Regions from separate parts of the Homo sapiens genome. Here all the other regions are linked to region 1. A link is an interaction called in ENCODE POLR2A ChIA-PET data of the cell type or tissue named here. Cell type or tissue: Panc1. All regions are shown on one strand. Region 1 overlaps MCU (mitochondrial calcium uniporter). Region 2 overlaps MICU1 (mitochondrial calcium uptake 1). Region 3 overlaps ANAPC16 (anaphase promoting complex subunit 16).

Evidence for each region. ChIA-PET counts read pairs that join two places held together with the same protein. Peaks named below come from ENCODE experiments on the same cell type or tissue, not always from the same donor. Only the 100,000 strongest peaks of a DNase experiment are listed, where the experiment ranks them.
Region 2: POLR2A ChIA-PET joins it to region 1 with 14 read pairs; 2 of 35 experiments call an interaction of 5 or more read pairs at or near these places.
Region 3: POLR2A ChIA-PET joins it to region 1 with 14 read pairs; 2 of 35 experiments call an interaction of 5 or more read pairs at or near these places.

The regions. Positions count from the first base shown.
Region 1 is chr10:72,811,756-72,814,255 of GRCh38, reverse strand. The region is part of intron 1 of MCU (mitochondrial calcium uniporter); the gene reads right to left. Among named protein-coding and RNA genes, the nearest start is that of OIT3, 81 kb to the left of the region's middle. In Panc1, no CTCF peak of the experiment used is centred here; DNase peaks (open chromatin) are centred at 1,145 and 1,477; H3K27ac peaks cover 410 bases.
Region 2 is chr10:72,566,183-72,568,682 of GRCh38, reverse strand. It overlaps MICU1 (mitochondrial calcium uptake 1), which reads left to right. Exons shown (of 12, transcript NM_001195518.2): 2 at 1,889-2,050. The coding sequence starts at 1,890. Among named protein-coding and RNA genes, the nearest start is that of MICU1, 59 kb to the left of the region's middle. In Panc1, CTCF peaks have their summits at 373 and 572; DNase peaks (open chromatin) are centred at 722 and 1,082.
Region 3 is chr10:72,235,445-72,237,944 of GRCh38, reverse strand. ANAPC16 (anaphase promoting complex subunit 16) reads right to left here. Exons shown (of 4, transcript NM_173473.4): 4 at 2,085-2,500. Among named protein-coding and RNA genes, the nearest start is that of ASCC1, 20 kb to the right of the region's middle. In Panc1, no CTCF peak of the experiment used is centred here; no DNase peak of the experiment used is centred here.

The DNA of each region.
Region 1 (2,500 bases):
GCAGAATGCCATACTATAAAAGACTTCCATGGCATGCTTACAAATTAGGTTTTTACCAGTTTACCAGGATCAGGATTACCAGTTTCACCTGACCATTACTAAAGTCCCTTGTTGCACTCTTCCATTTGATTTGACCCTCATTTGTTGAACATGTGTGTAACTGCCTTTACTTTTCCATCCCCTGCCACTTGGATTCAAGTACCTCCTCCAATTTCAGAAGGTTAGATTAGGGGATTTTTAAGGTTTAAAATTCTTTGGGTCTAGGTGTTGAAACATCACACTGTCAGTTACAAAACACAGTGTGTAGCAAGAACCTAAATTATGTTTAAAAAATATGTATGTATAGACCTGAAGAACATAGACTAAATAGACCTGCAGGTTATAATTTATGTATAGTTTGCAAATTGTTTACAACAATCGTGTTGTTTCACAGTCAGGAAAAAAAAAAATCACAAAAATATGCTATCCATAGTGCAGACATCAAGAGAGATGGTATTTGCTGGGCGCAGGGGCTCACGCCTGTAATCCCAGCAATTTGGGAGGCTGAGGCGGGCAGATCACTTGAGGCCAGGAGTTCGAGACCAGCCTGGCCAACATAGTGAAACCCTGTCTCTACTAAAACTACAAAAATTAGCCAGGTGTGGTGGTGCATGCCTGTGATCCCAGCTACTCAGGAGGCTGAGGCAGGAGAATCGCTTGATCCCAGGAGGCGGAAGTTGCAGTGAGACAAGATTGTGCCACTGCACTCCAGCTTGGGCAACAGAGCAAGACTCCATCTCAAAAAAAAAAAAAAAAAAAAAAAAAAGAGAGAGCTGGTATTTAAATTAACAGATCCTCTTACACTTCTTTCCCAAGTTTTACCTGATTTTTCATTACCTTCTATAATTAAAGGGTTAGGTTTCTGCAGTCTTCAGAGTCGTTTACAGCTCTGGACGTTACATCACATTGTTGGTTGATGCCTTTGCTCATAAAAAGACACTGACTCTAAATGTTAATTTCCAAGTTGGCTGGTCAGCTGTTGCTCACTAGCAGTCCACAGCTAGCTATATATCATTTGAATTTATGTTCCAATGGGTTCTACCTGCCTTGCCAAAAGCTCTCATTTCAGCTTCCTATGGGGAATCTGTTTGAACGAACTCTTGCCATGAGTCATCCTCACAGCATATATAAAAAATCCAGAATGTTGGGCTAGGACACTGGGCTAGGAACTAGACTGTATTCTAAATGCTGGCAGCAAGGAACCCTCATGTTATTTAATGTTTAGTACAGCTTAGAAAAGACAGTGATGAAAGTGATCCAGGAATCAGAGGTGACAGTTAAAGCACATCTTGAAGCACTAAGCCACAGAGATGATTAACTTGTCAAGCTGCATATTTTTGAATTTACTCAGGGCTGGATACTCCTCTCCACCAACCTCCCACAGGACACTAAAAACCGGACAACATAAAGCCAAAGCATTTGATAAAACATTACATAAAGCAGTAATGGTTTGAAGAAAGCTTACTTCCTCTTTACATTGCTTTGCAACAATTTGCTTCTGTAAGGATAGAAAGTTATGTCAGAAAACAGCCCTTTATGTCAGAAAACAGCCCTTCATGATACTATTTTAAAGCATATCTCAATAATGAATACTAAAGATTACTCACTAGAGACCATCCCTGAGGTTCCTTTGTCCTTTTGCATCATGTCTTCAACCACTAAATCTCTGCATAGAATTCTGTTCTCTCTGGTCACTTTTCTTCCTTTTGTACTCTTTTGCTCTGCCCACTGTCTCCACCTCATATCAATAATGAAGTATAAGAAATCTGGAGTATGGGCGCAGTGGCTCATGCCTGTAATCCCAGCACTTTGGGAAGCCGAGGCGGGCGGATCACCTGAGCTCAGGAGTTCGAGACCAGCCTGGCCAACATGGTGAAACCCCGCCTCTACTAAAAATACAAAAATTAGTTGGGCATGGTGGCAGATGTCTGCAATCCCAGCTACTCGGGAGGCTGAGACAGGAGAATTGCTTGAATCGGGCAGTGGAGGCTGCAGTGAGCCGAGATCACACCACTGCACTCTAGCCTGGGCAGTAGGGCAAGATTCCCTCTCAAAAAGAAAAAAAACAAAAAGAAAAGAAACCTTGAAATTACAAATTAAAAGCATTTTACTCTCCATGTTAAAAAAAAAAAGCACTATAAACATCCAAAATGAATAGGTAAATAATATTATTTCCTAAAATACATTCAATATAGGAAACTGTTTTCAAGTGTATCTAGTACATAAATGACAAGGAACACAGGGTTGGCTGAATAAAATTTATTTTTTAACTAAACAAGAAGGAAGATACAGGGAAATGTTTCTGAATATATCTGTAATAAAGGAAAAGACAGCATTCAGAATTCTATGTATATGAAAATAATACTGAAAAAGCCAGTATGGTCTTTTGGTAAAATTCTTTTCAAAACATGTTATCTTGAGAAATTATCTTTTATCTTCAAAGATAAGTTAGTTAACATGA
Region 2 (2,500 bases), 250 kb after region 1:
AACACCCAAATCTTTGCAGCTTACAGTTACACACATTTATTTCTCACCAGCATTCTACAGGTCAGCTGTGCTCAGCTGGCTCAGCTGGGCTTGACAGTGGTTTATTCCAGGCTGAAGTCTGTTCATTATGGATGCCAGTTTGAAGGATCAGTGTCTCTTTGGGACATGGTCTTCCCTCGATGGAGTGCAGGAACACAAGAAAACTAACAGCAGCACCTCCTAAAAGCACTTCATGGAACTGGTCCACATTCCATTGGTTAGAGCAAGACATATGGCAAGACATACGCCAAAAACTTAAAGAGAAGGAAATTTATGACCTGGCATTCATATGCAGAAGGGGAAGAAAAAAGTAGAAAAGTAATTTTGCCTAAGGGATGGGGGATGGAAGAGTAAGTATTTATTGAACAGTAATATGCACTAATACAGATGTTTCAGATTTAAAACAAAACATTAAAAGAATTTTTTTTTAAGTGAAGTTTGAACTATAGAGAATCTGGTAGGGAGGAGGGCTTCCAAGGACCTGGGTGTGAAAAATATTTAATAAAAACTTCAAAGCAGTGTCAGCATTATAAGGTAGGGGGCAGCAAAGTCTCCCCTCCTAGGTTGAAGTCTCCCTACCTAACTCCGAGACATTGAAGTATGGAATTAGTCCTCCCTAGGTTCAAATTCTAGATCTATCACTTCCTACCTTTGTACTCTTGAGCAAGTTATATTTTAGATCTGTAAAATATGGGTACCAGTTATCTTTTTTCATTTCAGCTCTAAACACATCTTTCATTGTCCCGTTTGTGATACTGGAAGTTTTTCCCTTGCCAGTTACTGTTAAACTTTGTCAGTAGAGAGACTAGAAGGACCCTGGAGGAGGGGTGTTTCTTGCTGAGTCTAGTGTGCCCTTTGTGGCTTGCTTCTATAGCATGCAGGAACTAGTGGGACACTCAATGGCACCCAGCTCCTAAGGAGTTTTAGCAGCAACTCTCATATGCAATTTCCTAGTGAAACTGCCTCCCCATGGGTGGCTTCCCCTGGCATCGCGAAGGTCAGCTTCCCAACAAATTCCGCTGGCATGAGTTGTCCAGTAGATGACTTGTTCTGGCATCACAGAGAGTGGCTTTCTAGTGCATTTTGCTGGCATGGCACCTTAGTAAGTTTCTCTGACATACATAGCTGTGCCCTCTCCACACAGTCTGATCTCTGCCCTGTGAGTGAGAGTAGACCTTTTATAGACTGGTCTTTTCTTGGTGCTCTGTGTCAGATCTAGAATAGTAACTGCTCCCTATATCTGCTATTTCTTTAACTTCTGAGTAGTAAATTTCCTGTTGTAACTAATAATTTTTTATTTTTTATTTATTTTATTCATTTTTTTGAGACAGCATCTTGCTCTGTTGATCATAGCTCACTGTCACCTCAACATCCTGGGCTTAAGTAGTGCTCTCACCTCAGCCCCCTGAATAGCTGGGACTACAAGTGCATGTCACCATGCTTGGCTGATTTTTTTTGGTAGAGATGGGGTCCTACTATGTTGTCCAGGCCGTTCTTCAACTCCTGGGCTCAAATGATCCTCTCTCTTTGGCCTCCCAAAGTGCTAAGATTACAGGCATGAGCCACATACCTGGCCTTAATAATGTTTTATATTAAAAGTTTCATACTCAAATTATCATGTGGTTTCTGTCTTCTAATTGTACTTTGACTAATATATCAGTTTTATAAGTAGTACTTTGCTCATAAGATTATTCTGAGGATTAAATGGGATAATATAAGCAAATTGTTTAGAATAGTGCCTGTCATAGAGCAATTACTTTAGTGTTTATTAGAAATGTTGGTAGGATCATCATCATCATCATCATAACTACCACTAGCTAAGAGTGACATTTCTACTTATTGTCCACAGGATGTTTCGTCTGAACTCACTTTCTGCTTTGGCAGAACTGGCTGTGGGTTCTCGATGGTACCATGGAGGATCACAGCCCATCCAGATCCGGCGAAGACTAATGATGGTGGCTTTCCTGGGAGCATCTGCAGTAACTGCAAGTACTGGTCTTTTGTGGAAGAGGTGAGTGTTATCCAACCATCTTGTTCTTGCGTATACTTTTATTCTTCCAGTCATCTCTGTTGTCAGAAAGGAGTTGATTTCTGGCTTAACTCTGTATCAGAATTTCTTGCTCGGATCATTTGGTATTGTTAATATTCGTCTATGAAATAAGATGTTTCAAAGAATTCAACATGCTAAGGCAATACTTAGGAAACACTGTGCTTCAAGGTCTGCCTGTCTCCTCTGCTGAACATTTTAAATAATGGGATAGGGATAGCAATAGCAGCTTTAGAAAATGAAGGCTTTCTGGCCAGGCGCGGTGGCTTACACCTGTAATCCCAGCACTTTGGGAGCCCAAGGTGGTTGGATCACTTGAAGTCAGGAGTTTGAGACCAGCTTGGCCAACATGGCAAAAACCCATCTCTACAAAAATACAAAAAATAGCCAGACACAGGGCGTGAGCCTGTAGTC
Region 3 (2,500 bases), 580 kb after region 1:
ACCTCTAAGGTCTCTTTCAGCTCTGCAATTCTGAGACCCTCTCTTTGACCAGATGCTAATAAATTTATGCACAGAAGGCTAGTGGCAAAGCATCAGCCTCCTTTGATGCAATCTCCATCCCAAACTTAGCTCTGGGAAAACAGGAAAAGATCTGGTATCACTACAGTCTGCCTGTAGCCCAAGCTTTTAACTCTCCCAAGTACCTGTTATTTAAGACTTTTATCTCTTTTGTGAAATGAAAGGCTTGGTTTTGGTTGAACTTTAGGCAATTAAAAGGCCTGGCAAGATATTTTCGGGAAAGTTAGGTGCTTTGGCAAAAGGACAGGGAAAGGCAAAGCAGCCTCCTCTAAGTGTAGTATTTCTTTTCTTTTCTTTTTTTTTTTGAGACGGAGTTTCGCTCTTATTGCCCAGGCTGGAGTGCAATGGCGCGATCTCAGCTCACCGCAACCTCTGCCTCCCGGGTTCAAGCGATTCTCCTGCCTCAGCCTCCTAAGTAGCTGGGATTAGAGGTGTGCGCCACCATGCCCAGCTAATTTTGTATTTATAGTAGAGATGGGGGTTTCTCTGTGTTGGTCAGGCTGGTCTTGAACTCCCGACCTCAGGTGATCTGGCCGCCTTGGCCTCCCAAAGTGCTGGGCTTACAGGCGTGAGCTACCACACCTGGCCTTAAGTGTAGCATTTCTTACACTTGCCCAAAAGGGCGCCAGCTTCTTGAGCAGCTTCCTCCTCTTCCTCTGGATGATAGGAATCTCCCAGCTCTGGCCCCTTCCCTTTACAGAGGTGAAAGTTCTAGCCTTAAGGCCCAAAGTTTCTACCACTTCTGTATCTGGTACTCTGACTGGGAACAGCAGATTCCAGGACTCCCAGCCATGTTGGGGAAGGGGAGCCACAGGCTGCAGGTAAATGGGCAGATAGAGAGAGATCCTTGGGTCAGGAACTTGATTTAGTTTCCAGACACTGTCATTCCGGTGTGTCACCTATGGGATGGCACTAATCAATAACATGTTTGTGTATCAGTGAAAACTCTGGACTTTAAAGCTGATGCTGGATAATTGTGAAGTCAAAATGGGAAATTTTTGTACGACTGTGTAAAACTAGCTATTTTACTGTTGATATCTCATTACGAGACAAAACAGTTATATAGAATTATGTGTCAGATTGATATGAATAATTTTTTTTTTGAGGCACAGTCTCGCTCTGTCGTCCAGGCTAGAGTGCAATGGCTCGATCTTGGCTCACTGCAACCTCTGCCTCCTGGGTTCAAGTGATTCTCCTGCCTCAGCCTCCCGAGTAGCTGGGATTACAGGCATGTGCCACCATGCCCGGCTAATTTTGTATTTTTAGTGGAGATGGGGTTTTTCCACGTTGGTCAGGCTGGTCTCGAACTCCTGACCTCAGGTGATCCGCCTGCCTCAGCCTCCCAAAGTGCTGAGATTACAGGTGTGAGCCACTGTGTCCTGCCCCATATTGAATCTTAAGAGGGTATGCAGAAGCCAACATACAGCTAATTCCTGTTTCTGAAGAAGCTGTTCCTTCCTCATGCTCAAGATCTCTTTTTGCCAAGCCCTGGGAGGGAGGACGGAAGGTAGCGGAAGCCTTATTTTCTCCAGGTAGTTACTTCCTTTTACCATTTAATCAAAAGTTTTAGGATTTTTCCTAATACAATGTGCTGGGTTGGGTTTGGTGGGATGTGGCATAGTGAATCTAAAAGAAGCTGCTTTGGATTCTGGCTGAGTTGAACTTAAATCCAGATTTGGCCATTGACTTAGCTGTGCAGCCTTGGCAAGTGACACTTGCTCTGAGCTTCAAGTTCCTTTTCTATATTAGGGGGTATTACGTATCTTGCTGTGTTATTCAGAGGATTATAATTCATGCCTGTGAGTGACTGGCACAAGAGAAGACAGATGACAGATCAGCAACTGGGACCATCTTTGAGCCCAAAGCATAGTAACAGGCGTTGTGGACGATGCAACATAATGACTGACAAAAAGGTATAGAGAGGGAGGTACTCTCTTTAAAAAATTGTGAGAGTCTTATTCTTGGTAAGACTAAAATAGCAGCTAAGTGATCAATGAGAAAGGTGCTTCAAAAAGCATTTTTGTTTAATGCTAAGATCACTTCAGTTTCCAAGGTCATATAAAGAAACATCCAATTTAGAGAAAAAATTCTGTAATAAGTTCAAATACCAAAGCGTAAAGATGATGTAACACAGTGCCTATGCTGCATGGTTACACAAATGAAACGAGAAAGGTAGTGATTGCTTCTAAATTCTCACTGAAAATCCAATTTAAAGGTTTATTGCAGTCTAGGTATTTTTAATTTTTCCCTTGGTGATTATCAAGATGGTTGATGCTAATAAGTACTATTAAAAAACTAAAATGCTGTCGAATATGGAACTTCTTTTAGTTAAGAATTATTAATATAGAAAATGTGAGTTGGTGGACTGGTACTTCTTGTGCTCTGATTTTTATTTATTTATTTTCTTCTTTTTTTTGAGACA